2 separate regions of the Homo sapiens genome follow, and region 2 is linked to region 1. A link is a loop called in an ENCODE intact Hi-C map of the cell type or tissue named here. Cell type or tissue: heart left ventricle. All regions are shown on one strand. Each heading gives the region's core, and the rest is flanking DNA. Links, peaks and the distances in the headings are about the cores only. Region 1 has its middle 62 kb from the start of LINC02703. Region 2 has its middle 270 kb from the start of LINC02151.

What was found. A loop is a pair of places that touch in the nucleus more often than their neighbours do. Peaks named below come from ENCODE experiments on the same cell type or tissue, not always from the same donor. Only the 100,000 strongest peaks of a DNase experiment are listed, where the experiment ranks them.
Region 2: a loop joins it to region 1, with 4 times the contacts of the local background. A loop is called at or near these places in 18 of 110 quality-filtered maps.

Annotation. Positions count from the first base shown.
Region 1 is chr11:115,974,258-115,989,536 of GRCh38, forward strand. No RefSeq gene overlaps it. Among named protein-coding and RNA genes, the nearest start is that of LINC02703, 62 kb to the left of the region's middle. RefSeq lists enhancers at 5,736-6,237, 6,238-6,737, 11,333-12,532. In heart left ventricle, for the core only: no CTCF peak of the experiment used is centred there; a DNase peak (open chromatin) is centred at 7,848; H3K27ac peaks cover 881 bases.
Region 2 is chr11:116,218,225-116,233,503 of GRCh38, forward strand. No RefSeq gene overlaps it. Among named protein-coding and RNA genes, the nearest start is that of LINC02151, 270 kb to the right of the region's middle. In heart left ventricle, for the core only: a CTCF peak has its summit at 6,359 (motif pointing left); a DNase peak (open chromatin) is centred at 7,106.

The DNA.
Region 1 (15,279 bases), core at 4,025-12,024:
GACAGGAAGAGCCTTTGGATCTCATCCTGTTAATAGTAGGAGCCTTTCTTCTAACAAACCATCATGCAGAACTACAAGACATGAACTAGGTATTTTAAAAGGTGGGGGCTTCCCTGGTAGAAACAGATTCCTAAGTTCCATCCACTTACCCCACAGCCCATGCAGGGAGCAGGGGTATCCTTAGAGACCTAGCTAAGGATAAACCATTGATCTCATCCAACCTCTTGAAGACACAGAAAGGTGAAGTGACTTTTGCTGTGTCACACAGCTGTAGGTAGTAGTGCTGAGATTAATAGCTAAGGCACTCACCTTCTAAGTCAGTATTTTTCCCTATACTTCATCCTTATCATCATCATCTTCATCTTTATTTTCATCACAGTGTTTCTCAGCCTTTAATAAACATTGTCCACTAAACCAGTTTCCTTTTGTTGCTGTTGGTAACTTTGGACATGATCCATTGAGCCTACCGTAGTGTCTTTTCTAGTGAGTCAGAGCCCAGGAAGGAGACAAAAATGGTATAGCTAGGAAGAAATCTAGATTGAGAGACAGAAGATCTGAATAGGGCCTCACTTTCCTTATCTGCAAAGTGGGAGGAACACCATTCACTTCAAAGATTCATTTGGAGAACCCAGTAAAGTGGCATCCACTGCAGTGCTTGGTGCTGTGCCACAGTGGGTGTGCCATGAAAATGCATTCCATTTGAATGGGAGACCTGCAGGGAACCAGTTTGAGGAGCCTTTGCTTTGCCTGAGTGGACCCAGCATTTCCAGCAAAATAAACTCAGCTTCTTTCCTCTGCATTAACATTGCCTTCTTTGGCTCCTTCTGTGGCCTTAGCTGAAAAATAAATAAATAAGCATGCGACAGGGTGAGAGGTGGGGAAGGGATGTGGCAAAAGACAAAGAAAGAAAGAGAGAGGAAGATTGATTTCTGGGCAGAATTTATACCTTTTTGGCTTTTTCAAAGGTAAATGAATAGATTGTTGTTGTTTTTCAGCCTGCCGCTGAGAGTGTGCGTGCGCCTCTGTTATGTATAGACCCTTTTAAAGGCTTCTGGAAGCAATCCCTAACATTTTCTATAGGTGCAGACAGATAATTGAATGCTTTCAAAGACCACTGTGAGGCAGGGGAAGTTCAATTTTGCCGTGTGCTGGTGCTGCATTGACGGAGCGCCCCGTGTGTGTGTGTATTCTCAGGAAGTTGAATTTCTTTTTTGCTTTCCTTCCCACTACTGCCCCTTCACCCCTTGTTCTCCCCCAACCTCTGATGAAGCACTTAGAGAGAGGACAAGAAACAATATATAATCGCCCCAAAGTCACACCAAATAAACACAGCAAAAGCTCCCAGCCGCTTCTCTGGCTGCGAATGAAAAGCGCTGCCTCCTGGCTCCCGGGCCTGACGGACAGGGGGCCTTTCTGCTCAGCTATTATTAGAGCCGATGTGGCAGAAGCTCAGGCAGCTCTGGGCGGTGGGGGGTTCTTGTTTTAATTTGTTGCCTGTGCAGGCAGAACAAAGCGACATAGGGAGAGAGGACGGGGGAATTTCCTCCTGCTGCTGTTTCGCCACACGGCGGCCATACCGTGTGTGTGTGTGTGTGTGTGTGTGTGTGTGTGTGTGTGCGCGCGCGCGCGCGCGCATGAACTGGATATGTCTGTGTGCAGTGCACGTATGTGTCGGGGGGGGCATGACCTGGAGATGCCCGTGTGCCATGCACTCGTGTGTGTGTGTGTACATATGTGCATGTGTACATGCAGAGGCCAAGCTCTGAGTGTGCCCATTGTGTAGAACAAGAATATGCTGCATGCAGCAGTGCTATGTTCCCTTTAGGGCATGAAGGAAAGATGCACAGAGGGTTGAGATAAGGAGGTAAAGAAAGCCCAACCCTCCAGATTCATGGCAGATTCAAGTAACCTTGACCATCAATCTGTGCAAATGATATCTAGTTTCGTTCTCACAACTACCCTTTCAAAAATTGTCTTTCTCATTTTATAGATGAAGAAACGGAGGCTCAAGAGATATTTGAGTGAATTACCCAAAGCTTAGTTCAACCGGCTCTAATTACAGTACGATTTCTGCTATATTTGGTGTGTCCTAGTGGGTTGTAGGGTAAAGCAGAAAGAGAATTTCTTAAGGTTTCAAATCCAGGCAGTGGGGAAGGAAGATTCACCAGGGTTGCTCTTTGTGGTGGATGGGGAAGGGCAGCAGGTATAGTGTCCCTCCTGGTTTAGGGAAAGGGATGGCGCAGACGTTTCATGGCATCACTGTAATGTCTCCACTGCTGATGATACTAACGGCCACCTAAAGAGGGACACCGTGCCTCCTATGTGCCAGGCACTGGACTAGAGCCCTAGGTACCTGTTTTCCTGTCCTCTTGCTGTACACCAGAGAATGTAACTCACCTGCTCAAGGTAACCAACTAATAAAGGGCTGGGCCAGGATGTTAACTGAGGCTCCTTCCTTAAGCGATGTGGCTTTATCTTCTCCAGGTGTATGGAGAGGGAAACTCTCTCCTTGGGTTAAGAGCACACTACCTGGTGTCTTGGTTTCCTCCAGGTCCCATCGCTACCCCTCCTGGCTGGACTGAAACAGTACTCATTCCAAGCTGCACTTCTTTGCTCTGAGGAGCACATAGGAATGCCCAACAAATGCTCTTCTTCTGGCTTACTTCCCCTCTTGGAATGCAAGCTCCTTGGAAACAAAGCTGCGCAGCCAAGGGGTTTTCATTTGCTTTAATCTTTCATCCAATCTAACATTTCTAGCTACCACGTATTAATTGAGCACTTATTATATTACACACTGTGCTAAGTACTTCATGTGCATCCTCACCTTAGACCCAGGAGGTAGGGATTATTGTTATTCCCATTTTACAGATGAGGAACTTGAGGTTCAACAATGTTAGGCCATTTATCCACGCCAAACACATAGTGAGTATTCAAACCCTATTGGAACCCCCAAATCCATGCTTCACTTCTTGCCTTCTTCTTCACAGTGTATGCTGTTTAAGTGCATTTTCTCCTTTCCTTTCATCTTGCACCACCTCTCATCCTAATTATTAGAGGTGTTTAGTGCTATATCACCCTCCCATGGAGCCCTGGATCCCCTTGGTAGGATTTGTCAAACCTTCAATGAGGCTCTGCTATGTAATCCCAGGGACAGAGAGCAGACAGTCCCTATTGTTTTGAGAGTTCTAAAGGAAGTTTCTCTTGTCACCCTAGGAGGCAGTAGGGGTTAAGAACCCAGGCTCTGAAGCCAGAAAGTCTGCATTAGAATTCTAGATCTATCACTTATTCACTATTTGAACTTGGGCAAGGTAATTGGTTCTTTATGACTTGGTTTTCTCATCCATAAAACGGTCATAATTATAGTATGTACAGCATGAGGTTATTATGTGAATAAAATGAGCTACATGTATAGAATGCTTAGAATTGTGCCTGTAACATAGCAAACACTGAATAAATGTTAGCTAATATTACCTTAATATTGTTATTTTCTACAGAATTGTAGATTTTAAATCTGGAAGGAATCTGACAAGTCACTTGGTTGGCTCAACCTTCCATCTTTAGGCAAATAGAGGATTTGTAATCAGAAGACCTGAATTTGAATCCGAGATCTACCACTTAACACCGGTATCTAGAACTCTGAGCAACTTGTTTGACCTTTCCCAGTCTCATTTTCTTCAAATGTAAGAAAAGAGTTGTATTAACAAATATCTGCCCATCTCATAGATTTGTTGTGAGGATCAAACGAAGGGATGTAATGAAGAAGGCAGATAGAATTTTATGTTAATATTATTTGATTTTTACCTGAAGATAAATAAGACTCAAAGAGGTTAAATGGGTTACCCAAGAAGAAACTCCTCACCTACCAAGATGGTATCAGCAACTCAACAATATGCAGTCAAGTTTCCACCATCATACCCTTCCGTTTGGACTGTAGACCCAACAACTAGGAGTTGACTGAAGTAAATGAATGCTGGATCCAGGCAAGAAATTGTCAAAATAACAAGATTGAGGTACCAGGGTGCCAAATGGCAGACAGACTGAAGAACTAGGAAACAAAACAAGGTCAAACTATGAACAAACTCTCACCGTAACAGAAGTTAATATATAGGTTACATCAACCAAGTATAGGTATCTTATGGTCACAGTGTTAGGAGAAAATAATGTTTATCCGATTCTGCCTACAACTGTAGATTGAAGAAAGAACCACTTGCTTTCTAGGTTTCTTATAAAGGGTATTTATTGTATTGTCTCTGACCAGCCCTGCCTTAAGGACACTGCTCATTCAATAGCACCTAGCATCCACCGTCCCCATGTTAAATGCAGGAGCAGTCATTTAAAATACTGGGTCTTCCTCTCTGGTCTCAGCCTAGATAGGTCTAGAGACAGTCAACTGACTCAATCTGGGCCAATCAGGTCTCTTTCTTGAGATTTTTGAATTTTGCACCCAGGCTGAAGCTTTAAGGCCAAGGAGCTGTTGGCAGCTCTGTTGCTCCATTTATTACCATTCCTGAGTGCCAGCCCTTGTCTTTGGACCTGGCTTTGATACCTTTGTTCCCTCATAGCTCCTGTCTTCACCCAAACTGATTGCAGTGGTTCAAGCTGTCAGCCCCATGTATATCCAGTAGCATCTGAATTCACAAGGCACACGGCTTAGTTTTCAGGGAACTAAGCTGAGATAAGGTAAGGGATGTTCTATACCCCTTGCTCTTCTTGGGAAAGACCTTGAATTCAGACCTCTTAAGGATGCTGAGGTTCTTGGACACAAACCCTCTTTGCTTCTCCACTATGACAGCTTCCTACCCCTCCCAACTCCCGTATCTTTATGAGCTACTAATTCTTCTTAGTACCTACAATCTCACTGTAATGAGACATGGTCTTGGGAAGCAATGAGTCTCTTTTGTGCTAAGAAGTAAATATTCTCGAATGTGATGATTTGTACTCAGGGTGTTGGGAAGTGGGGAGCGATATGTTTAAAATTTCTAGAGGGCATTCTCTTGAGTAAAAAAATGCACACGCAATATATCAATTGTTTTCATAATCTAAAACATAGAAACAACTCAATGTAACAGTTTTGTCTGGTTTTAGATATGCAGTAGTGTGAGATTACATTGAGGCGCAGATTACAAAATGATTGAGAACCATTTCAGATTTTCTTAACCATTTTTAATAAGGTTTAACTTACATGCAGTAAAGTAAACAGGTAATAAGTGTATAGCCCAGTGAATTTAGTACATATGTATACACCTGTATAACTACCACCCAGATCAAAATTTAGAACATTTCCAATACCCTAGAGGGCTTCCTCATATCTCCTCCCAGTCAATAACCACCACCTCCAAGATAACCATTCTGACCTCTAATTATCATAGATAACTTTTGCATGTCTTGGAATTTCATATAAATGTAATCATACACTACATACTCTTTTGTATCTGCCATCTTTTGTTTGACATTTTAAATGTTAAATTCATCCATATTGTATGAATAGTACTTTGTCCTTTTTCATTGCTGCATTAACGCAAATGCAATCGAATCATTGAATAAACATGCCTGTAATTTATTTGCCTATTTTACTGTTGATAGACATTTGGGCAATTTTTAGTTTAGGCCTATAGGAATAAGGTTGCCATGAACATTCTTGTACATGTCTTTGGTAGACACAAGCACTTTTTGTTGGATATAAACTCCAGTGAGTCATACAGCATAGGTATCGTTAGCTTCAGCAGAGACTGCCAAGTAGTTTTCCAAAGAAGTTGTATCCACTCCACAATTTAAACAGTTTGTTTACCAAATAGCCACTGAGTACCTATTATGAGCCAGCCACTCCACTAGGCATTGGGAATACTGAGAGGAAGCATGCACGTCCATGGCCTAGAAGCGCTAATAGCCTGGTAATATCAACAGATACTTTTTAAATAATATGGTAAGTGATAGGTGAGAGGTGTGCCTGACAGGAGGATCCTTTGGGGCTCTAAGGTTAGATTCCCCGACTCCAGGTGACCAAATGGAAGCTTGGCCAGGTAAAGAAGGGATGGCATTCGAGGAGAAGGTTGCAGAGGCTCCTCTAGCCCCTGCCAAGCCCTGCAGGCTCTTCTCTGGCTGGGAGTCTCATTAATGGAGCAGCCAGGCCCAGGCCAGGCTGTCAGGAGCGAACAAACGGCTGCCAACATGAGCAATGATTTAAAGGAGAAGGTTAAGACGTCGGTGAGATGAATACCATTGACTTCGCTGCCATCCTGGAAGCAATTCATCAGGGCGGCTTGGCAAAGAGGGGCATAAATCCCTAGCCAGCGAGGCCAAGCAGGGCTCTGGGAGGAGGAACAGGATGTGATGGCAGCTTCCAGAGCTGTCTCCAGCTGGGCCTGTGCCAGCATTTTGAAAAGCGTCAGTTGGGAGGAATCCCCAGAAGATGACTTTGTAGCTAGGGTCCCTCCTGTCCTGAGTCGTGGGTCACCGAGGAGGACACCCTCCCTAGTCACTTGCTGTTTGTGCTTCCCATTCTGTGCACCCACTGGAGGTTTTTCTTGAAGCAGGCTCTGCATTGCCTTCTCCTTCTCTTCAGCCTGAATCTTGGCACTCCTGGAGACTCTTGGTTCAAATGATGTATTTATTTTCTTAACGAAAGGGAAAGATTTAAGAGTGGGTGTGAAATGCATCCTCCTCCCTCCTCTGACCCTCCCACGTACTTCCTCCGGCAACCTGAGGCCCAGCTCAGCAGACACTTGGGAAGTCAACAGAAACAAACATGGAGTGGGCATTGCAGAGCACGTGAGTGGATGAGAGATTTTTATGAGTGAAATTTGCTCACAAGCTTCTTTAATAATGTTATTCATCTTTCTGTCAAAGTCATCACATTAATGTAGCTGGAGAGATTTAGAGGAGATGAATTAAGACTTAAATACACAAAATGACTTGGGGAATATTTAAATACAATACATTTGATTCTGGTGCAGCATCCTTCCTCACGGGTGTTGCTCATGACTCTTTCCAGGCCCACACAGCCTGGGAATCAACAACTCCCCCTCTCCTGCCGCCTCCCTCCAATGCTTCATTCATCCAACGCTTCCTGCACCTACCATGTGTGAACTCATTGTCTCCACAGAGCACATATACAATAGCCTGGGTGCCTGTTCTGGCTTAGACAGGCCACTTTTCCTTTGGGTACCTCAGTTTCTTTATTTGGAAAATGGGTGGGGTTGGCTCTGAATTTCAAAGGATGCAGAGATTCCTTAGAGACAGTTGCAGGGAAACAAAGGGAGCCCAGATGCAGAGTCATGGACCCTCTCCCATCCCTTCATCACAGTTCATTGCTATCTACCTGTACGTACTGGAAGTTGTGTATTATTTTATTTAAAATAAAAACGCTTTGGCTTTAAAAAAGAAACTATTTCTTCCTTTCTTCCTTCCTTGAGTATTTAGTGAGTCCCTTCCCTGGACTAAACATTGTGTTAAGCATTCAGGATAGTCACTAAGCAAGTCTGACAGGGCTCCTGTCCTCCTGGTCGGGCAGTCCAACTCACATTCCCTGGTGGTACAACTTAGAATAAAGAGCGTGCTGTTACAATTAAGCAGAGAAAGCTTCCTGAAAGAGGTGGGCTGCAGAACTCCTGCCTCTCCATTTGCTGTGCATGCTAGACTTCTGGGCAGACAAAGCTCCTTTCTTCCCAGGGGAGTGGGAGACTCAGCTCTGGCTGCAGAGAGGGTGAAGTGAGGACATCAGACTAGAAGCCAAAATTAGAGGCAAGAAGAACAGCCCAGACATTGAGCACCCACTCAATGCATCTCCCCACTGTCTGACTGGGCCCAAGCCAAGAGCCAGAGACCTGGGGACGTTGCAATCCTATTCCCTTCTCCCATCCACCACACTCGCCCCCAGCCCACACCACAACTCTCACCATCCTCACTTTGCTCTCCCACCTCTCCCCTTCCTCTGCTTGGAGTGGCTGGAGAAGGGGAAAGGGACATCTTCTTGGATTGGAGCCCTTCCCACCCTACTGGCCTTCTCTGACCTCTCCTGGAGCTGCTACACAACAGCAGGGGCAAGGCCTCTTCCCCTGCTGTCCTCCAAACCTCCCACAGATCATTGCTTTCAAGGCAGGGCCAGAGGCACCCCTCAACCTGACCCAGATGGGTTGCTCAGACAGGCTCCAGATTATGTCATAGGGGGCACAAAAAAGTAGTAGACTGGCGAGAGCCCAAGAAAGCTCTGATGAGTTGTTTTTGCTCTTCCTTCTAAATCCAGGTTTCTCAACGATGCTTTCTGTGTGAGTTTTAGGTTCAAGAAAAAATAAATATACTCAGGCTGCTGAGATTGTTGCAAGAACACAGGAATGCAGCCTGATGAAAAGACAGGCCTGGGAGCCGCTCAGGGGCCAACCAGCTTTTGAGACAAGGTCAGCAGATCATGCCCCCAGCAGCAGGCCTTGCCCCTGACCTAGAATCCCTCCACAGAAGAGCCTGGCAACTCTCAGCGTTTGCTTCTCTGGCTTCTACCATCACCAAGGAGCTCAGCAGCCAAATCTCTGTACCTCTTACATTCAGACTTCTGAGGGAGAGTACAACAGATGTGGCTAGTCACCATCTGGGACTGGCCACCACTCACTGGGAAGGTTTAAAAGCCTGACCACCACACAGACCACTGGCAGGCTGGAAATTGGCTACCCTGGGGTCTGAGGCCTCCTCCTGGTTCCGTAGCTATCGTGAGAGGATAGGTTAGGCCTGGCGTGGGTTTGGCACAGAGACCCATGCATAAGAAACCCTCAGAAGAGAGCTTGAGGCTTGGGGTATGGCAGAGCTGGGGTTCCCCAGGGGGAGCAGGCCCGAGGGGACAGTATAACAGGCAGCTACCTGTTTACTCCCCAGGATTCCAGGGAAACAAGAGGGTGGAAAGGAAAGGGATTAGGATTCAGAGCCTGAGGCTTTCAGAGTGTGAGACACTCACAAACCAGGTCTATGTGTGATTCTCTGCTTGATCTCAAAGCAGCTTACACAAAGAAAGAATCATAACTCTTCAAGAGTGTGCCTCATTTCTGTTGGCCATGTTAGTCTGCAGTGGTGAGCCAGAATGCAGATGTCAGGGTAACAAAGCTTAGAAGGAGATGTACTCAGAACCTAGCACAAGGGGACAGGGTGGGCCCCCAGTCCAGAAAAACCAAGGAGAGGGGCTAGCACACAGTCAGTAGGACCCATGCATTTCTTTAGGACCTCAGCACCGCTCTAGGGGAACATTCCAGGCTGTGTGCTTCAATTCAGAAAGTTCCCAGGAAGAGCAAGATGTTCCACCCCTTTTTCTCTCATTTGCACTGAGTGGGGAGATCTGGCTGTTCCAAAGTCCATTCCCAAACCCTTCCCTTTGCAGGACCTGAGGCCAGACTCCAGGGAACATGCTGACCCTTCTCAGATAGATGTTACTTGCATCCCATGGCTGTGTGTTGGCTGTGTGTTAGTGATGAACTTGAGCGTGTGCTGGGTCATCCACACTCTCTTGCTGGGACCCCTTTGTCCTAAAGGAGATGGGTTTGTAATTCAGCTGGCTGGGGAGAAAATAATGGATCCCACAAAACCTTCCCAAGAGCTGAAATTGTATGAGAGTCATATACAGGTAAACCGAGAACTACTGCTTTTTCTCCCTAAGTCCCTATAAGAAGCCAGGGCAAATCTATAGTTCAGTCAATTGATGGTACAAGGGACAGGGAAAGGCCTCTTCAGTTGCTGCTGGGCTTCCCAGCCTATCGAGGAGACGTTTTATTTTTTTGGAGGCAAGAGAGACATGAGATGACTCCATGAAGTCCTGCTAGGCCTGCCCCCCCCCCCCCCGCCCACTGATTTCTATCTGAGAGGGGCTGGAGGAGTCCTGGGGTCAGCATAAGGTGTCTCTGACTTCATGCAATAGAACCAGCACATCGTCACCAGTATGTCGAGAGCAAGCCTCTAATACCCAGGCCTTAGTGATATTTGTACTGATAGAGTCTTCCACCCAACACTCTTCTTTTAGGCTCATGGAGAGGATCTTTCAATCCTTCCAAACAAGAATGCAAGGACAAGCTCACCTCTTTATTGCCTGCCTCTTTGCCTCTGCCTATCTGTACCCCAGCAGTAGGGGGGGTCCAATATCATTGCTCCTGGAATCCTTGAGCCCCAGACAGATGGCAGTCAACAGCCTGGTGACACAACAGCGGCTCTTGGTGGCCTTCTCAAGCAGCAGACGGGCAATTTATATGAAAGCATGTTGTAAAATATCTGTTGACACTGAAGCTATTGTTCTGTTATTGTTGTTGTTGTTGTTGTTAATACAACACCCTTGCCACTCTCAGAGAATTGAGAGTGGGAATGTTCTTCAAAGATTACAGTCCCCCTGGAGACTGGCTGTCTTCCAGAGGTATCTATTTTTAATTTCACTAATGCTTTTCTTCCAAGAGGACACAGAAGTCCCACCCAAAAAGGTAGGACCTACCTAGAGTTCAGTCTCATAGCTTGTTGGACTGCCTGTCCTAGGAATAGAATTTAAATGAATTTATGCTGGGCAATAAAATATATATTGTAATATAAATGTATAAAGTACAAAGGGTCTTGTCTTCCACTCCACCTTCCTACCACAAGCCCATGAACCCATGTCCCCGAGCCTTTGGCAAATTTGATCCTAGATGCTAAGCTGACACAGAACACCTTCAATCCATGTAGCTTGGTGTGGTGATGACAGCGCTAGGCTAAGAATAAAGAAACCTAGGTCAAAGTCTTGATCTCCCTTTACCAGCTTTGTGCCCTTGGGTGACCCTTGGGACCCTTGATTTCTTCAAAAGCTATGTAACAATTGCTATGGCCTGAATATTCATGTCCCTCCAAAATTCACATGTTGAAATGTGAGCTCCCAAGGGGATGGTATTAGGAGATGGGGCCCTTGGGGGGTGATGAAGTTATGAGAGTAGAGCCCTTATGATTGCCATTAGTGCCCTTGCAAAAGAATCCCCAATAAGTTGGATAGCCCCTTCTGCCACGTGAGTTCACAACAAGAAGGCGCCATCTATGAAGCAGGAAACGAGCCTTCCCCACACCCCAAATCTGCCCTGATGTTAGACTTCCAGACTTCAGAACTTTGATAAATATATTTTGTTGTTTATAAGCTACCCAATCAATGGCATTGTGTTATAGCAACCTAAATGAACTACGGCAACAATAACACCTATTATTATAGTTGGGAGGACCAAATAAGATAATGGAGATACACTCCCAAGACCCAGGGCATACTGAGGGCTTAATTAAATAGTCACTGAATTGGAGCTGAAGAAGGCTGTCCACACAAAGTAGGTAGGATTCCAGGGAAGGGCTTGTGGGAATGTGTTCTCCACAGGTTGAGGGCAGAAAATGGCCAAGTCTATGCTACGTTTAGACCTCGTCAACCACTAATGAAGGGAAACCCAGCTAGAGGCCCAGCCATAGGACTTGTCAAATTCTAATATATGGAGTCTATAAAAATCAACAACACTCTCCCATGGATTCATTAAAGCAAACAGACCCTCTTATTTATCAATGCTATTCACCCCAAGTGAAGATGACAACAATCAATTAAATAAACAAATCAAGTTTAAAAAAGCTTAACTGAAGGCAGATGTGATTAATTTCCTCATCATTGATTGACATTAACTATATTAGCCAGTTTTGCTATGGTAACAAACAACCCCTAAAATCTTAGCGGCTTATATCTTACAAGCATTTATTTCTTGTTCACAGAGCGTGTTGGCAGCTGCAGATGTGCTTCATGAGTCTTCTCATTCAGGGACTTAGGCTGAAAGGGCAGCCCCTAATTTGGGACCTGCCGATCTGACAATAGAACTGAGCAAGAGAACTGACCGAACACGCTGTACTCCTTGTATCTTCTGAACTGACTCATATTCCATGAATCCAAGTGAGTCACATGGCCAAGCTTGATGGGGGTGTGGGGAGCTGGCACACAGGGGCAGGAGGTGGGGGCATAGAATATAATCCATTTTCTTGTTTGTTTGTTTCAGATGGAGTCTTGCTCTGTCGCCAGGCTGGAGTGCAGTGGCGTGATCTCGGCTCACTGCAACATCCGCCTCCCAGGTTCAAGCGATTCCCCTGCCTCAGCCTCCTGAGTAGCTGGGATTACAGGCACCCACCACCATGCCTGGCTAATTTTTGTATTTTAGTAGAGATGGGGTTTCATCATGTTGGCCAGGATGGTCTCGATCTCCTGACCTCATAATCCACCCACCTTGGCTTCCCAAAGTGCTGAGGTTACAGCCATGAGGCTCTGCACCCGGCTATATACTCCATTTTCTAAAGGCCACCGCAAGCCACAGGGAAGCCGCATGGATGCACAATGCTCTCAAGGGGAAAAAGTGAATATTCTAGAACAACAGTACAATCCACGACCGTGAATCTGACCCTGTCCTTCTCACTCCATACACACCCACATGGATTTTCATAGCATTCTTATTTAGAAGATATTCTATGTCCTATTAATATTATCTTCATGTATTTGATGTATTTGTGGGGGATGATTTGCAGCACAGGTCATATATCTGGAAGTCTTCTGAACAACTAGGAGCCCCTTCATCCAGACAGTCTGCATGCTTTCTCCTGTAATCTTTCCTGCTGGCTCCCTTCATAGATGCCTGGCCTGTCTGGGCTTCCCTTCTCTCAAACTGGGCTCACTTACTAAAGTGACCTTTCTCTTGACTAGGCAGCTACTTTGATGACCTCCTCAAATGCAATGCAAAAGCTGGACTCTCCTCCGCCCCCAAGCACTCCCAGGCTCCTGGGCAGGGCCATCAACTCCACTCCAGCCATCCCTCCAGACTGGCGCCTGAAAAATAGAATTTCTGCTTCAGGTAATACAGCTGCTTCTCTCTGAATAATGCATGCCGTGCACCACACCGGACAAAGGACAAGCGGTTGAGAAATTGGGGAGCTTTCATTTGATTTCATTATTTTGCTTTTAGACCCAAGCATTTGCTGCCGTCAGGCATTTCAAAGAGGACAAGACAACAAGGTGTTCTGAGACAAGCAGAGAAGATCAGTCATCCTTGGGGACTGAGGGGATTCAGCAGAGAAGGCTGGGCTGGACAGCCCTTCCCAGGGACACAAGGACCTAAAGAGGCACCTCAGTGGGTGTGCCCCATGGGGGGTATAGGAAGGCTTGAAATTTTGAGTAAACGGACTCTCAGGGGGATGCTTCCATAGAGGCTGGGGGTGAACACCTCCATCTACATCAGTTAGTGACAGAGGGGAGCAGAACACATGGAGAGCTGTGAGACGGCAATTAGGAATCACAGAATCCAAAGCAAAGGATCATCATTAGTAGAGTAAATGGCCCTTGATGAAGGAAACTTGACTCCAATAAACAGGTGGAGTTCAAGCCAATGAATTAGCCTAGCTACAATAAAATCAGACACCCACCAGCCTGCTCCTACCTGGTTCAGTCTTCCCATAGTACCTGCCTGTGGGGTCCCAATGTGAATCACGTTGACCCTAAAGATGTCAGCCTTAAGCACATCCACACCTCACTACCACAGTACACACAGGCTCTGCTCTCACAAGGTTGGCTCTTTCTTTGTGCCTGAAGAGCACACATGAGTTCTCATCTTGTGTCCATGCCATTGCTCACATCCATGCCCCGACTGGAATCCTCTCCCTACTCCTCTCTGTCTACCCAGATGCTTGCTATTCTTTAAGGAGCAGCATGGGTCCTACTACTATTTAAGCACTGAAGCTCACATTGATCTCTCCCTTCTCTCCATTTCTACAATTACCTCCATGAATGGCCAGTTTGTATTATTCTTGATAATTATAATAATACATTATTTCAAAGCATTTCCTCTCTGGTCCTCACGTTATGCTGCTCAGAGCTATAGGGTACTCCTGGGTGCCCCCAGGGCCAGGAGGTGGCTCACCCTCAGGACATAAGCCTCATGCTTATGTCCCTGCCCCCTCTAACTACAGCAGCTCAGCTCTTGATCTGTGTTTCATTTTAGAGTTTCACACACAATTTTTTTCTGTTTTAAAAGGGATTGCACTATTGATTTAGAAACTACATTTTTTATTTCATCCTCATGAGAAGTTTGTGAGGCTTGTAGGACTAGGTATTATCACCCACATTTTGCAGCTGAGGAGCCCGAAGCTCAGGGAGATAAACTGTCTCATCAAGAGCACACAGCTAAGGGAAGAAGGAGAATCTCGATTTCTGTCTTTTGAGTCTAAATCCAGTGTATTTACAACCCACACTTGGGCTTATCTCTAACCTAATTGTTAACTTCTCTCAGAAGCAGAAACTGAATTTTTATTACTTATTTATCTGGTTTTCTTGCTTGCTTGCTTGCTTTTCTTTTTTTTTCTTTCTTTTCTTTTTTTTTTTTTTTTTATGGAGTCACCCAGTCTGGAGTGGTACAAATGGTACGATCTCAGCTCATTGCAACCTCTGTCTCTGCGGTTCAAGCAATCTTCCTGCCTCAGCCTCCCAAGTAGCGGGGACTATAGGAATGCACCACAATGCCCGGCTGATTTTTGTATTTTTTGTAGAGATGGGGTTTCGCCAGGTTGCCTAGGCTTGTCTTGAACTCCTAGTCTCAAGTGATCCACCCGCCTCAGCCTCCCAAAGTGCTGGAATTACAGGCATGAGCCACTGCACCTGGCCCTTCTCTGTTTGCTTCTGATTCCGAACATGGTTGTGGGCACACAGTAGGTGCTTACTACTTACCTAGCCTTGATTGCAGGTGCACCCTTGGCTTTGCTGGAGATGCAAGGCCTGACCTCACCTCATGCCTTTTTTAGGCAGCACATACCTGTGAGCTGAGTGATTTACAAGGCTGTACTAGGTACCTGGGCATTTTATGTAATCAAAGGGATACTTTGCTGCTCTCTTTCTCTTGCTGTTGACATGGTTACAAAATCTTATTATTAGCCCAGAGGATGGGGTAATAGGACATGACATTCACATTGTCAGTGTTTTAAAGAGCTGTAGTTACCTCCTGGAGAATAATCTGTGTATTGTAGCAAGCAACAGTGCTGCTGCTGCACCTGGTGCAGCTTCTGTTTTCCGGCTCCCTCTTCATCCTTCTGCAGTTCTGAGAATGAGGCGTTCCCACCAGGAGGCAAGATCGGGTATCGTTCTTGGCCACCCTGGCCACACTGTGGGAATACACCACCATCCCTGTCCTCATGACCTGGGGAGGAGGTATGCAGGGAACCACCTTTAGGTAAGAGAAGGAGCAGAAGCAGTGGGCTGACTCACAAAGAAAAAAAAAAAAGATAAATCAAGATAAA
Region 2 (15,279 bases), core at 2,661-10,660, 240 kb after region 1:
AAGACCTGCCCCAATGATTCAATTATGTCCCACCAAGTCCCTCCCACAACACATGGGAATTCAATATGAGTTTGGGTGGGGACACAGCCAAACCATTTCAAATACTCAATTTTAATTTCTTTCTCTTCTCAGACATTTAATACCCTTCTGTTCTCAAAAGCCCTATAAAAATTGTCACTCATACACAACTTACACTAATGGTGCCTTGGGAAGTCAGAAGGTTTTTGATCACATACTGGGCAAATCTGGGCAGGCAGCAAATCAAGCAGAAAACAAGACCTGAGGAGAGGGCTCCAGAACTGAGGCAGGGGCAGGAATTCAGAACCACAAGGCATCAGCAGAACACAAGGCCACCCAGAGAACCCTCAAAACTATGGGGGAGAGGGACTCCCCAGAGGTGTGTGGGATGGAAGCTCAGATTATTTTATTTAGGTATTAAGAAGAAAGTGAAGGGCTATTAATAAAATCTGGAGGAAACCTAGGGACGTTAATGAAGACTCTAACACAATATGTTTCACAAATGTTCATTAGATCAAAGACTAAGACACATTATTTATTATTGTGTACCAAGTACTGTACTTCAAAAAAAAAAAACCTCAACAGATGGGGTCTTGCTATGCTGCCCAGGCTGACCTAGGACTCCTGGCCTCAAGTGATCCTCCCACCTCGGCCTCCCAAAGTGCTGGGATTACAGGCATGAGCCACCGTGACTGGCCCTTCCAAGGACTGTACTTCACAACAGCCCCTTAGGTAAGAATTATTATGCCCAATTGACAGATAGGAAAATCACCCCAGAGACAACTGCACAGACCATAAACAGGAGAGCTGAATTCAAGTTCAGGTTCTTAATCACTATACTGCCTCCTGCCTAAATGAGAGAATGAGTAGAGAAGGGTAAGAGGACAGTATTGGGTAAGAGCTTGGGACAAGGGTGGGCATACTGGAGATGCAACTGTAACAAGGGATCAAAGTTTTGAAAAGCTGGACTTCCTGGAGAGAGGGCAGCCTGCCAAGAAGGGCACAGACAGCCTCCAGGTGCCTGTGGGAGGTAAGCTGGTGATTCCAGCTTGCCAGCCGCCCCCAGGGAAGAAGGCAAAAGCCTGCTCACCCAGACGGTGGTTGCTCCTCTCTGCTGGGGCAGAAGGAAGGGAGCTCTTGGCAATGCTTGACTTGCTAAGCCTCAGGGGAGAAAAACCAGGGAGTTTGTGAGAGCAGCTCCCTAAGGTGCCTCAGGCAGGATGCAGCACTTTCCAGCAGAGAGTGAAATCAGGAAGAAGCGAATCAAGACCAGATGGAGTTAGTGTTCCAGCAAGTGCGTGTGGTTTTAGAAATGAAGGAGAAACATGGATTGAGGCCAAATTCAGTCCTCAGAGTTCCACAAACCTGCAGCCTCTGGGGAATTACGCAGACATAGGACGTGGAAGCTAAGAGGCATCTTGGAGATCATCCTGTCCTTGCTGCTCATTCCACAATGGGGAAAACCGAGGCTTAGAGAGAGTAAGGTAGTGAAAGGGCTGGGAACATCTCCCAGATCACACAAAGGTAGTGGGCACACAAAGGGCCCGCATGGTACTCTTCTCCTGCATCGGCACTGCTGAGCTCTGCTAACTGAAGCATTTCAGAGCTGCTGAGGTGCAGGTGCCTCTATGCCAGCTCCTCTCCATTTTCCCCCTTTCCCACTACCTCAGTCCCTACTCCAGCCCTATTCCAGAGCCTCTGAGTGCTTTGGTAGCTGGGTGACCCTGGCAAGACACTTAGCCTCTCTGTTAACCCAATTCCTTCACCTATAAAATGAGGAAGAAGAACAAGAAAATCTCTAAGTCCCAATGCTTGACCTATTGAGGAGTTAGACCTTTGCCAAACCCCTTCCTGTGCCTTCAAGGGCCACAATATAAGTTCAAAGGCTGAAACTGGGAGAAGTCAACCAAGATTGTCCCAGAGGATGCACAGGTCTTTTCCTAGCATCGGTGGGGCCCAGGACAAGGATGCAAACAGAGGCCCACAAACCATAGGTCTAAATATTTAAAAGGTATGAATCAAGATAATAAACTTTGATAAATATGTTTACCTTCTGCTATAAATTGAGTGCTTGTGTTCCCCTAAAATTCATATGTTGAAATCCCAGCCCCTAAGGTGATGGTGTTAGGAGGCGGGACCTTTTGGGAAATGTTTAGGTCCTAAGAGTGGAGCCATTATAAATGAGATGAGTGCCCTTATAAATGTGGCCCAAGAAATCTCTTTCCCCTTCCACCATGTAAGGACACAATGAGAAGCCACCATTTGGGAGCCAGAAAGCAGACCCTCCCCAGACACTGAATTTGCCAGCACCTTGATCTTGGAGTTCCCAGCCTCCAGAACCATAAGAAATAAACTTCTGTTGTTCATAGGTTACCTAGTTTATGATATTTTGTTATCACAGCCAGGACATACTAAGACATCCCCCTACCTTGACAAATACACTTTCATGCATTTGTCAAAACATAAGTATAAAGTCATGGATTTCTTTTATTATGACTGAAAGTTGGCAAATATCAAAGATAGATGAATTTAATTATTGCACATGTTTGGGTGCTGACAATGTTTGGATGAGTAATAAAACAAAGATAAAATAATTCAGAAACCATTATATATTTACTCTGAAATTATTTTTCTTGCCTTTATTTAAACAGAATCCCTAATTATGTTGTTATAATTAAGATGTTTACATAATTTGTATTCTATTGAGATCAACGCCAACTTAGACAACATTTCTTGAATTGTTGTAGTTCTTAAATCGTTTTTTCATTAACTTCAATTGGGAAAAACTTCTCTGCTGAGGCAGTAGAAATTTGAAAAGACAATTTAAAGCCACACTTCTATATATTCAGAAATGACCATTGAATTTTACTTGTTTCCAAACAGTATACTGTGGTCACATACGATAAATTATCATTTCAGAAAATACTATAAAATAGTTTATTTTCATCACTGTTTCTTATAGCAATATCTAAATTCATAATGTAGAGAATCTGTGTCAGTCTGTTTCACACTTTATACATGTTATATCTAGACATTTAAGAAAAATATAAGTTGTTTAATGTTGCAAAATGATTCTCAGTTTTTACAAGCAACTATTGCAAATACCATGCTAATTAGTGAATACCTCCAGAACCACGAATTTAAACACAAAGAAAACAAGAAAATAGATGCTCAGCACTGTGGATACTTCATTATGAAAGACTCTATTGCACCCATGCTATCTGAGAGGAAGGATTTGACAGGTAATTAATTGGTCTTATATCTAAGCATTCCCACTGCTTCAATCCCTGGTTCCCCCCCCACCCACTCCAAAGCATTGTCTCTCCTTTGTGGGCAACAGCACAATCCACAAACTTTCATGGCATTCTGACTCAGCTGCCTTTTGTTTCAAGGACATAGGGCAAAAGACATGTAGAAGCACTTCTCTGGGGCCTAAGCAGGGTTAGTCTTGGGTGTGGATGTTTAGGGTTAGGGATCATTCCAAGCCAGGGGTGAACACGGGAATCCAATAACAGAGGAACCCATGTGTTCTTTAATAAACCTGTTAGGGGAGAGGGTCTAAATGGGCCTTTCAAAGTGCAGAGGCCAGGTGAAGTTCTCCGTTTGCTCAGATAAGGATGTTATATTAGAAGTCATTTCCAAGTTCTTTTGGGGAGCATGTGACAGCAACCATTTCATCCTCTCCTGCCCCATGCACTTGCCCACCAAGTCTCACCAGACTACTCAGACTTCTCTGTGATGCACTGTTGCCCCTCTGTCATTCTGTTCATGTGCTCACCTCTGCCTGAAATGTGTTTCCCCTTTTTCTTTGTCTATTCAGGTCTTATACAGTTTGTACTCAGTAGGGCATAAATCTGATTGTTCTCACACTGCTCATAAAGACATAGCTGAGACTGAGTAATTTACAAAGGAAAGAGGTTTAATTGACTCACAGTTCAGCATGGCTGGGGAGGCCTCAGCAAACTTACAAGCATGGCAGAAGGGGAAGCAAACATGTCCTTTTTCACATGGCAGAAGCAAGGAGAAGTGCCGAGCTAAAGGGTGAAATGCCCCTTATAAAGCCATCAGATCTTGTGAGAATTCACTCACTATCACGTGAACGGCATGAAGGTAACCAACCCCATGATTCAATTACCTCCCACTGGGTCCCTCTCACAATACGTGGGGATTATGGGACCTGCAATTCAAGATGGGATTTGGGTGGGGACACAGCCAAACCATATCACCGACATTTGTTTTTCTAGCTACACCTTCCATCGTGCTCTTTGGAATCTCTCATTAACAAACTCATAGACAGACACCTTATACTCCTAGTCACTTTCCTGGGTCTGGAGCCATTAGTGCTGAGAACAGGAAGGGAAATCAGGAGAAATAGCTGGAATGATTGTAATAACTGGTGGCCTGATCCCACAGGGAAATCTCTAATTGGCTCAGCCTGCTTTCATCTCCTGCTGGTGGCTCTGCCCATGTGATGATTTCTGTGCACAAGATACACATTTTCTTACATAGGTGTTCTATGTCACCTGCCCCTCTTGGCACTGATGTCGGGAAGCGACAGCATGGCTACCTTGGCCCCCTGCCTAAGTCTATCCCCCAACCCCTAAATGAAGGCTCTCCCTTCGTTTAATGGCCACCTAGACAGCCCCACAGAAACTCCTCCTCCTCTGTTCCTTGCTCTTTCTGATCCATGACCTTCTGGGTCTTCTTTGGGGCCCTTTGAGAGCAGAGGAGGATTAAGATTCAAGGGAGACTGCCCTATCTTCTTCCCAGGCTCACTATTCTACAGTTCTTTGTGGCCTTGGTCCAAGCTGTTTCAACAAGCCACTCTGCTTCTTACTTCCTATCACCCCTACTCCCACTTCAGAAATCTCCAGGAAAAAAGCAAGCAGAAGACACAGAGCAAGCGTTCCCAAGAGCCTGCTCGCCATCCTCAAATCCAGTCAAAGCACTGCAATGTCTCATTTTCCGGGGAGTGAGATGTAAATCTCTCTTCTTATAGGTACCCCCAATCTCCATCAATAATTCCTGTAGAGCCCCCTCCCCCTCACCTGGCTCTGGGAGGGAGTGAGAATGTCTCAACAGTCTCTAAAAGACCATTCTAAAAGAATGGTTTGCTCCTCTCTCTTCTTCCATAGCCTGGGATGTTGGGTACTAGGAAGTGGTGAGGAGGTGGTGACACAACCAGATCTGCCTCTTAATAACCCCTGAAGAAGTCCATATGGTTGATGTCCCTCTTTAGAATGTGGTTCTTACCACTTATTGTACCCAGCTTTCAATCCCATCGCCAAGTCAACATCCTAATACATTTGCCTAGTGTAGGTCCTTCAAGGGCAGTCAAGTTCCACCGCTCCAGAGTGTGCCATAGCCCCCCAAGCAGCCAGTCTTAATATCTGGCCTCCTTTGCTGTTTGCAACCTCTTTCTTTGGCATGTGAGTGCCTAAAGGGCAGGGACAGGGGCTGATGCATCTCTGTATTCCCAGGACCTTGCACCAGATCTGGCACCTCTCAAGCCCACAACAAAAATTTGTTGGATGAATAAATAAAATAAACAAACTTAATTAAGAAATACTGAATAAGTCAACTATTGAATAAAGAAGGAAATAAATAAATGAATGACTGAAGGAATGAATGAGCAAGCCCAGAATCTGACTGGGTCCCCCTCTTGTCTTCCAACCTCCCATGAAGCTCTCAGGAAGCCCATTTGCAGATGGCCCTCAGCTCCTTAGATTCCAGGAGAGCAGGCTGCCAAGCCCATGGATATGGAACTGTTAGCTCAGGAGGCAACAGCCTCACCGTGTAAAATCACAGTCTATTCTAGCCAAATTAACTAGGTAATACTCTGCATTGGTGTAAAATTCTCCATCAAACCATGAAGACTGGCGTTTAAAACATTTAAGACCCGAGAAGGGGAGGAGAGGGCAAGAGAGACCATTGCTTTTCCTGGCAAGTAATGGTGAAGGGTTTCCCAGCCTGGCTAAGCAGGGAGGAGCCCCACCTGGGATTCTCAAAGCCAGTGCCCGCTCCATGCCCCTGGCTGGGCCTCCTTGCCCAGAGCTCCTCACAAGGTCTTTCCATTCTTGGGGTCACTGACCCTACACTGGGCCCTCCTGTGGACATTTAGTTGGATGATGCTGAGGGCATCAGACAGAAGGAAGACTAAGCTGGAATCTCCCCAGGCAAACACACTATGGCATTTCCTGACACCCCACCCCCACCCCCAACCCTCCTTATGGGGAAGCCACCCCTGCACCGATTCCAGAGCACCCTTCATTTTTAGAACCCAGAAGATTCAGCACCTTACATTCCCAGTGGTCCCCGGGGCTCCCCCTAGTGGTCCCATAATTGAAGTGAACAGAGATTATCCCTGAGTCTTGGCTGGATGTTACAAAGAGCATCTTTTTCTGTCAATAACATTTATTGGGCACCTCCCACAGCCAGGTGCTAGGACTCTTGCGAGGGGTCACAGGCCTTGATTACAGGTAGCCTGTGAGCCTGCGGGGCAGTACCGTGTGTCTTTGCCTTTCTGGTGCCCACGATGGCATCGAGTCAGTGCTGGCAAACGCTGTAACAGATACTTGCATTCAGCAATGAAAAGTGAGTAACAGAAACAGTAATACAAGATACCTCCACGTACACCCATCAAACTAGCAACCACTCATCCCAACCCCTCGGGGTTTGGTTCTGGGGCCCCCCCGCAGGAGGGGGAGAAAAGGAGGCAGCCTCCCGGGGGATTATTCTGTGCTGAGGTAGCATACTGGCTGCTGTGCCCTGGGGAGCCAGCTCCCTGCATAAGTGCACAGATAGACAGATAGATCGTATTAAGCATACAACATTCAGGGGCTTCATTTGGAAAAGACACTGATTCTAAATGGCTGTTTGCCATTGACAAGGCACATCACCAAGGCTAACGCAGACAGCTCTGGGTTATCCAGCTTGTATTCCTGCCACCCCTCCATCCCCTGTGTGGGCACACACATGCACCCTAGGGCCCCACTTGCTCTAGCCTTGTGCCCAAGCTGATACTGCATTCCGGGCGGCAGACTGTCTTGGCAGAGACCAGATGCCAGCAGATCCCTCCCTGTCCCCTGGGGATCTCAGGCCCAGCTGTAGTAGCCAGGCAGCCTTGGGACCCTACAGTCTCCACCCATCCCCCACCCCCAGAGCTCATCAACACAACTCCCCATCTCCCTGTCCCCTCTCCCACCCCATCCTCCCTCTTTACTGCTTATGCCTGTGTAGGCAGGAGGCAAAGCGATGCGAATACATTAACATTTCCTTAATTCTATCTGTGCCTCCAAAACTCTGAGTCACAACTGGGTGGGTTTTCGTGCCTGGTGAACTGTCAGCCTCATTCAGAAATGCCATTTTCTACTTTGCTCCTGGATCAGCGAGAGGACAAGTGGCGGGTGGGGGGGCACGGGGATGGGAAGTGGCACACCCAACACTGACTGGCCCTTGACTGATGACAAGATTGAGGCCCCTGCGGTCCCTAGGAGAAGCTGTGTGAGTTTCTACTGAGAACCCTAGAACTTTGCCTTTGTATAGCAATGTTTACATTTTACAACATGCACTCACCTACCTTATTTTGTCATTTGTACATCCATTTCATATAAGTGAAAAGTGAAGTACAAAGATCTGAAATGCCTTGCCTGGATATGACACAGCTAATAATGACAGAGTCAAAGCTAATATTTTTATCTTCTGGGTCCAAGTTCATGCTACGCCTCCTGACCTCGCCGCTGCTGGAAAACTTCCAAAAATGTCACCTTTTCCCTGAAGTTTGAGAGTTCAAGTTTGACCTTGTCACAAGATTCATGCAAAGGAGACTTCAAACACAGATTTTTGGCCGGGAGTTGTTTTTCTTTTTTTCTCTTTTTCTTTTTTTTTTTCTTTTTTTTTTTTTCTGATGTGTTTCTGGATGTTTTAGGCAGAGCACAATTTCTCCAGCTGCTCACATGGTCCCCACCCCCTGCTGTGTTATAGGACCAGTTCCAGTTCACATGTGTCCATTTCCTGCCTGGATCTAGAATTTGAACTTCACACAAGGTTTCTGTCACCTAAGGCCAGTTCTCTATTCATACAAAGAAGGGGGGCACCAGTGGAGTGTGATCTCCATAATGCTGGCCAGCCCCCTTTGCTCAAAAATGACTCACTTTTAACACATATTAATCCTGTGTGCAAGGCAGTCAGTCTGTTCGGCACTGAGTAGATACAAAGACGAATAAGTGTGGCCTTTCCCTCCAGCAATGTAGTCGGACATGGAAAACACACACAATAATTATATCTAAGCCAATGGTGTGGCTACAAAAATGCCATAGAACCAGGACAGCCTAGGGTACTGGGGAAGAAAGGGGAACAGGATGAGACGGTGGGTGAATGATGCTGAAAGAAAAAGTGAGAGGATGCTAAAAAAAAATAAATAAATCAAGCTAACTTTATCTCCCGCTTGCCTCAAAGACCTGAGTGGCCAGGTATCCCTGCACTCAGCCATCCAGGACTCCTCCCTGGTCCAAGACCCTGCACACGTCTCTCCACACCTGCATATGCCCAGGGTTCTGATATCAAGATTTAGTGCCTCAGCCTTGCCAGCTCAAGGACTTGATCATGGTGGCTGAGTTCAGTTGAGGGTCTGCCCTCTCTGGCTTAGCATCAGGGAAACTGCAAGAAGCTGCCAGACTCCTGCCTGAACACAAGGAATGCTGGAACCTGAGCAGCCAGGGCCAGTGGGAAAGGAGGAGGGGCGGGAGTGGAGGTGCGGCCAGGATGAGGAAAACTCATGGGGTCAGTTGGCTTCTCAGAAACCCAAGAGCACAGGGAAAGTTCAGACCTGTCTAGAGCCTGCATGATATCCAGGGGTCCAATCCAGTAGGTGAGCCCCACAACAGGAATGTTATATAATAGGCATGTTTCCAGAACAGTATGTCTTAACCCACAGGTCTCTATGAACTGACAGGTATTTCAGAAGTAATGCATCCCAAATAATAAAAAATTAAAGTTTACAAATAACTTGTTTGATTAAATCAGCGTAAATTCAAATGTAACCATGGAAAAACATTTTTTCATTTATTCTTTGGCCGTTCGTTCATTTCACAAATACTAACCCCTGATTATGCAAGCTAAGCACTGTACCTCTCATTCTTAATCATTGTATTCCTAAGTGTACTCTTTTTTAACAGCTTTATTGAGATATAATTCAAATGCTACACAATTCACCCATTTAAGGCGTACGATTCAATGATTTTTTAATGTATTCCCAGAGTTATGCAACCATTACCACAGAAAATTTTAGAACATATTTATTCCAAAAAGCATCCCCACATCCTTTAGCTATCATCCCCTATCCTACCGCAGACCTAAGCAACAACTACTCCACTTCCTCTCTATATAGATTTCCCTGCTCTGGACTTTTCTATGAATGGAATCATATAGCATGTGGTCTTTTGTGACCTGGCTTCTTTCACTTAGCATGATGTTTTCAAGATTCTCCATGTTGTAGCATGTATCAGTACTTCATTCCTTTTTAAGACCAAATAATATCCCATTGTATGGATAGACTACATTTTGTTTACTTATTTTCCAGTTGATGGTCTAAATATATTCTTCAATGGTAAATAAAAGTGTTAAGAGACCGCTGCAGGGATCACTCATAACCCAGTCATGCCAGCAAAGTGTCCTGTATGTGCCTGGTATATCTATGTATGATGGTGAAACAAGTTGAGAAACCCCATTCCAAAGGCTGGCTGGGCACTTTCTGCACCAACCCACACCGTCGCGTGGCCATCGGCCTCTGGGGCCTATGGCTGGGCCTGCAGCCCGCAGGCTGTGTACCCTACCTTGATGTGTCAGGCTCAGAATCTGCTGCATAGACTCATGCAGTGTTATCGGACTCATGGTTATTCAAAGCACGCTCCTTCCACCGTCCTCTGGAGTTTCAGTAACTTCATCTTCAGATGTCTCATATGCACACACACTCACACTACCTCTTCACCCGATGACATTTCAAGGCCCCAACACTATCTCCTTTTCCTGTTCTTTGTCTCAAGACAGACAATGCTCTCTTTCCTCCTTGCATGTATTATACCCCTTTCTCATCTAGAGAGGAGCTGATAAACTCATTTCCCTTAGTGTGCTAGTGCCCAATAACAGCCTAGTGTGCCCCATCTGGAGTCCCTTCTGGTCAAATCTCAGGCTCTTTTAGCTATAGGAAGATGGTATTTGGGAGGAAACTTAGATTAGGATTCTCTACTCCCACTTGGTTTTAGAGATTAGAAGGCTGAAGCCCAAGGATGAAGAGAAATTTTCCCAAGGACTGATTAATGGTTGTATCAGTTAGCTATTGCTGCTTAACAAACCACCCTCAGAACTTAGTGCCATAAAGTAACAAACATTTACTTAGCTTGCAGTTTGTGGGTTCGAAATTTAAGCTGGGTTCAGCTGGGATCTATCATTTAATCTGTGGCTCCCTGAAGGTCAGCTAGGTGGCTCTGCTTCTGGGCATCGGCTAGCATCAACTGGGCAATGGGGGCAACTGGGCCACACGTCTGGCACCAACTCATCCAGCAGGCTGGTCTGGGTAGTAGCAGGGTTCTCAGAGAGTGAACTCGGAAAGTCTCAAGCAAGACTTTCCAGGCTTGGAGCTGGCATATCGTCACTTCTTATGCATGCTATTGGCCAAAGCAAGTCACAGGACAGCCCAGATTCAGAGGCTGGAAATAGACTTTACCTGTTGATGAAAAGAGCTGTAAACTCACATTGTAAAGAGTAGGGACATGAAGAGAAGTGATATTGTGGCCGCTTTTTGCTATCTTGAGCTAGGACTGGAGCCCAAGTCTCCTGACTCTATTCTGAGGGTGCAGCACCCACTTCTGATTCTATCTGCCCAACCTTACCTGTTGCCCGTTCCAGGCCCCTCCCCTACAACTCAGCAAAATTATGTTTGCCAGAAGAGAAAAAAACAAATCCAGCATAGGCAGTGGGTCAAGCTCTTGTGTGTCTTTTATGTAATCCAGAGAAACAGGAGGAGCACAACTTCCATGCAGCTATACCAACATCCCTCCCTGCGGCTCCCCTCACCCACAATTCCCACTTCCTGTAGGACAGAGGCCAAGAGAAGTTCCCCTCCGCCTCCCCTCCGCAAAGGCTCAGATCCCAGATCCCCTTTTTTTTTTTTTCATCTATCCCACATTACTACAAGCTTTCCACTGCTCCACAGTCCTGGAAGAGGAGACAACAGCCAATTTTCCAGCACTGAATAAGATAGCCCCTGGAGTCACTTTTGAAACACCACCAATGTGTTATGCCAACTTCTTTTCTGGGGGAGAACAAAAGCTATTTTTCTCTCTTTTCTTCCCCTGATGGAGAGAAGCAAGACCCCCTTTTGAATTCAACTTTCTCTTCTCTGGCATAAAAAAAAAATTTAAAAACAAATCTGTCAAAATTCCCACCCTGCCTTCCTAGTTACATTTTTTAATTCAGTTGGCTCCATGTGGGGGAGTCTTCTATTAATAGGTATACCAGGAGGCTTAGCAACTCAGGCAGAAGAGTACCTAGGAGAAAGCTGGAGAGGGCTGACACCGGAACAGTGAGCAGGAATCAAACCGGGCTTAATTAGGAAAACATGCCTTCCCTATTAACGTCCCTGTCCGTGTGATGCTGCCGCTAGAAAAAAAAAATGCCAAGAAGCTTATTTGTTTTGCAATTACGGATGAAATAAAAAATTACTTGGTCTAATTAGACCTCTTTTACTAAAAGAAGCGTGTAAAATAACCTCAGTTTCATTAGCAACTCAAAATATACTACTCGGTGTGCTACATATGTTTAAGTGAAATGTGGAGGGTCAATTTGCTATGTAAATTTCCACAAATTTGGCTAAACTAAAACGATTAACCTAATGTGTATGCAAATTAACTTAATTGATAACGACTTTTCTCCAGGAGCTTTAAAAGAGGGGGAAATATATTCCAATTCTAACAATCCTCCAAAGTGTTCCATCACCCAATAACAAAATGATATCTTGACAAATTAAAGAGAATATAATGAAATCAGATTAATTAATGCCAAGACCAATTAGCATATGCAAAGAAACAAATCTCACTAATAGACAAATCCAGCAATTTGAATGAGATTTTTGAAAGCTTTTCCTATTTGTCAATTTGTGTGTGTGTGTGTGTGTGTGTGTGTGTGTGTGTGTGTGTGTGCGCGAGCGCGTAATTCCATCTTTGAAATGTTGTTCCCTTTTGTTTAGGATCTAGAATGTCAGACCTGGAAGGGTCCCTATAGTCTGAAACCCCCTACTTCAACTGATTAAGAAACTGAGCCTCAAAAAAAGGTGAATTTATCTGGCAAGGTGCCACTGACACCCTGGCAGCACAGCCCTTTCGTAGCACCCTGCCTGCCAGCAACACCCACTGATGCCTGGAGGCGGGGAAAGCATTCTTGAAGGCCCTTTCAGCTCTGGGACTACCTGATCCTATAGTCTACATTGGAATGTTTACCATATTAGAATGCCGTCTACATTAGAATATACCTATATATTTAAGAATTGAAGGGATTTTCATCTTGAGTCTCTTTTCCTTGACTCGGGCCACATTTTTCACACCAAAAGCAATCAGCAAAGCAAGCGGCAGAGCCTCAGCTCCCGAGGAGAGTCGTTTTCCCAACCCTGCTCCACATTGGACTCCCCTTGAGCTCCTATGCAGTTAGCGGTGAATTCTCCAGGCTAATCACTGGGCTGTGAGAGTTTCAGCCCACCTGTGCTCACCCCCTCCACCCTCAGCTAAGGACTCTGGGCTAACAGGCAGAGCTCTGACTTGGGTTTTTATTTTTATTTATTTTTTCTTGTTATTCCAGATGGTTGCTGAGAGACTGAAGTCTCGGTTGCTTCCAGTGGGACCCTCAGACAATGGCAACTGGAAGGAGAGGCAACCCTGGATGGCACTTGGGCAGCAGAGAGCAGTCAGACCCCAGCGATGGCAGCAGAGGCAATAGGAACAACACAAACAGAGCCCACTGGACTCATTCCATGGACTCTGGCCTGGGGGTTGCCTCTTTTAGGCCTTTAGGTGCAGCTCTTGCCTGGATCTAAACAGGACTATAGTATGGAAAGCTGGAAGAATAAGAGCAGGAGAAACAGACTCTGCTTGGGGAGTCAGGAGACAGACCTCCAGGCCACTGACCTTGGCCAAGCCATTTCTCCTCTCTGGCTCTTAGTTTTCTCATCTGTAAAACCACGAAATGAGGATATAAGCTAATAATCCTTTCTGGCTCCGTCTCTTAAGTCTCAGCCTTCTGGGTATAGTTTTAGCCTCTAGAATAGCATCGACCCCATGGAGTTGAAAGGGTTAATGAATAAATACATGTGAAGTGCTTAGAATGGTACGTGCCACTTAGTAAGTGGTCAATAAATATTAGCCCATAGTTTTTATCCTGTCAGGCGGTCCTTCACCCCCTCTTAAACACTTCAGTGGTATAGAAGGCGACAACAATGGTATGTGGATAAATGTTTACCAACCGGTCGAGTGAGGGTGGGTCTCTGCTTTGCAGTGTTTGCCGATTACCATGGTGTAAATAATCCCACTATGGCTTGTTTGAAACTGCCAACATGAAGTAAAACAGCTCATGAAATTCCTGAAAATGTAACAACTGGTTTTTGAAAACCAGGGCTAGCCAGCTCCAGAGTGCCACTGACATGCAACACCCTTCCATTCTCCATTCTCATTCTATTTAAACAAATGTCTCACTGTTGCACCTCTTGCATATAGAGAGAGACTAGATGCTAATTAAATATAAAGTACTTGTGACTATCCTCCCACATAACACTCTTTTGGGACACCACAAATTTCTTCCCCATCTACCCACTCCCACCTCCTTCCCCCAGCCCTTCAAGCAGAACAGTCTGTGTATACTTTGGAAACATAAACTCACATTATCATTAATCTAAGCCAAGCATCATTGAGAAAGTAAATCTGCTGCAAAGGAACATTTATTCATGTTTAAATTTTGATGATGTGTATATTAATCACTGATGGGCATTACCCCCTTCATGTACCCTTTAGCGTGCCAACTTGTCCTCATTCTCTCTGTCCTCTGCTTTGACCCCAGCCTCCATTCTGATGGCCATGGCCTATCTTGGGATTGCTTTACCTACATCCTGAACTTGACATTCCTCCTGCTCTCAGAAAGTTGGTTATTTACCGACTGAAAATGGAGAGTGAAAAGAAGAAAAATAAAACACCTTTCCCAGTGGAGCCCATAAAAGGCTCATGAAGTCATAAAGACAATTACTGGCAGGCCTATATGGAATACCCTCCGTGAGTCATCTGTCTTCTGCTGGCAATAAAGGCACATAGCAAATTAACCATGAGGGAGGCCCGCTCACTTACCCTGTAATTAGACGGAGCTGCAAGATGCTTCCTTTCAAACTTCACGTGGGAGGATCTGTTTTGGCTCCAGGAGGACCTGCCTGCTAGCCCAGCCAGGCCTGGGCTCTTCCTTTGGCTACTGCCCCTACAGCGCTGAGCCTGGAGCTATGAGACAGTGACAAGGCAGCAGCAGCAACACAGTCCCGCCCCTCAAGGCCCATGCGGTCTGTTTAGAGAGGTAGGCAGTGCATAAAGAAGCAGAGGTGATCATAAGGTTCTCAGACTAGCAGAGAGGCCTTTCTTTCCCACTTCATCTTTCACCACTTGCTGTCATGCACTCTGTGCTCTAGCCACATTGAACAGGCTCTTTCTCAAGTTCCTCATCTGCCTTCTGGCCTCCATACCTTTGCACATGCTGTTCCCTCTGCCTGGAATGTTCCTATCCCTACAAGATCTTGACTTGCAGAGACATAGTGCAAATTACATTTGCACTAAGCAATGTAAATAAAATGACACCTTCCTGACAAGTCTCTAAGAAGATTAACTAGCTTCCCTCTCCCTGCAAAACTTTGTGCAAAATTTCTACTTAGCACTTATCACATTGATTCTAAACACTTGTCTCACAATCTTTTTCCTCTGGATTTCGACTTTGAGGCAGGGCAAAGATTAACTCATCATGGAATTCCATTCCCCATCCCACCTCCATGTCTAGCGTCTAGCTCTGTGTACTTATAAAGTAAGTTCTCAATAAATATGAGTTGGAGGAATAAAATACAAAGAAATAGAATCTAAATCTAGTATAATCTGGATCTGCGATGAATTCAGAAGGAGTAAGGGCTGGATGTAGCTCCTTAACCAAGTCTCAGTCCCAGGGAAGGTAATGGAATTCCAGGACTGATCC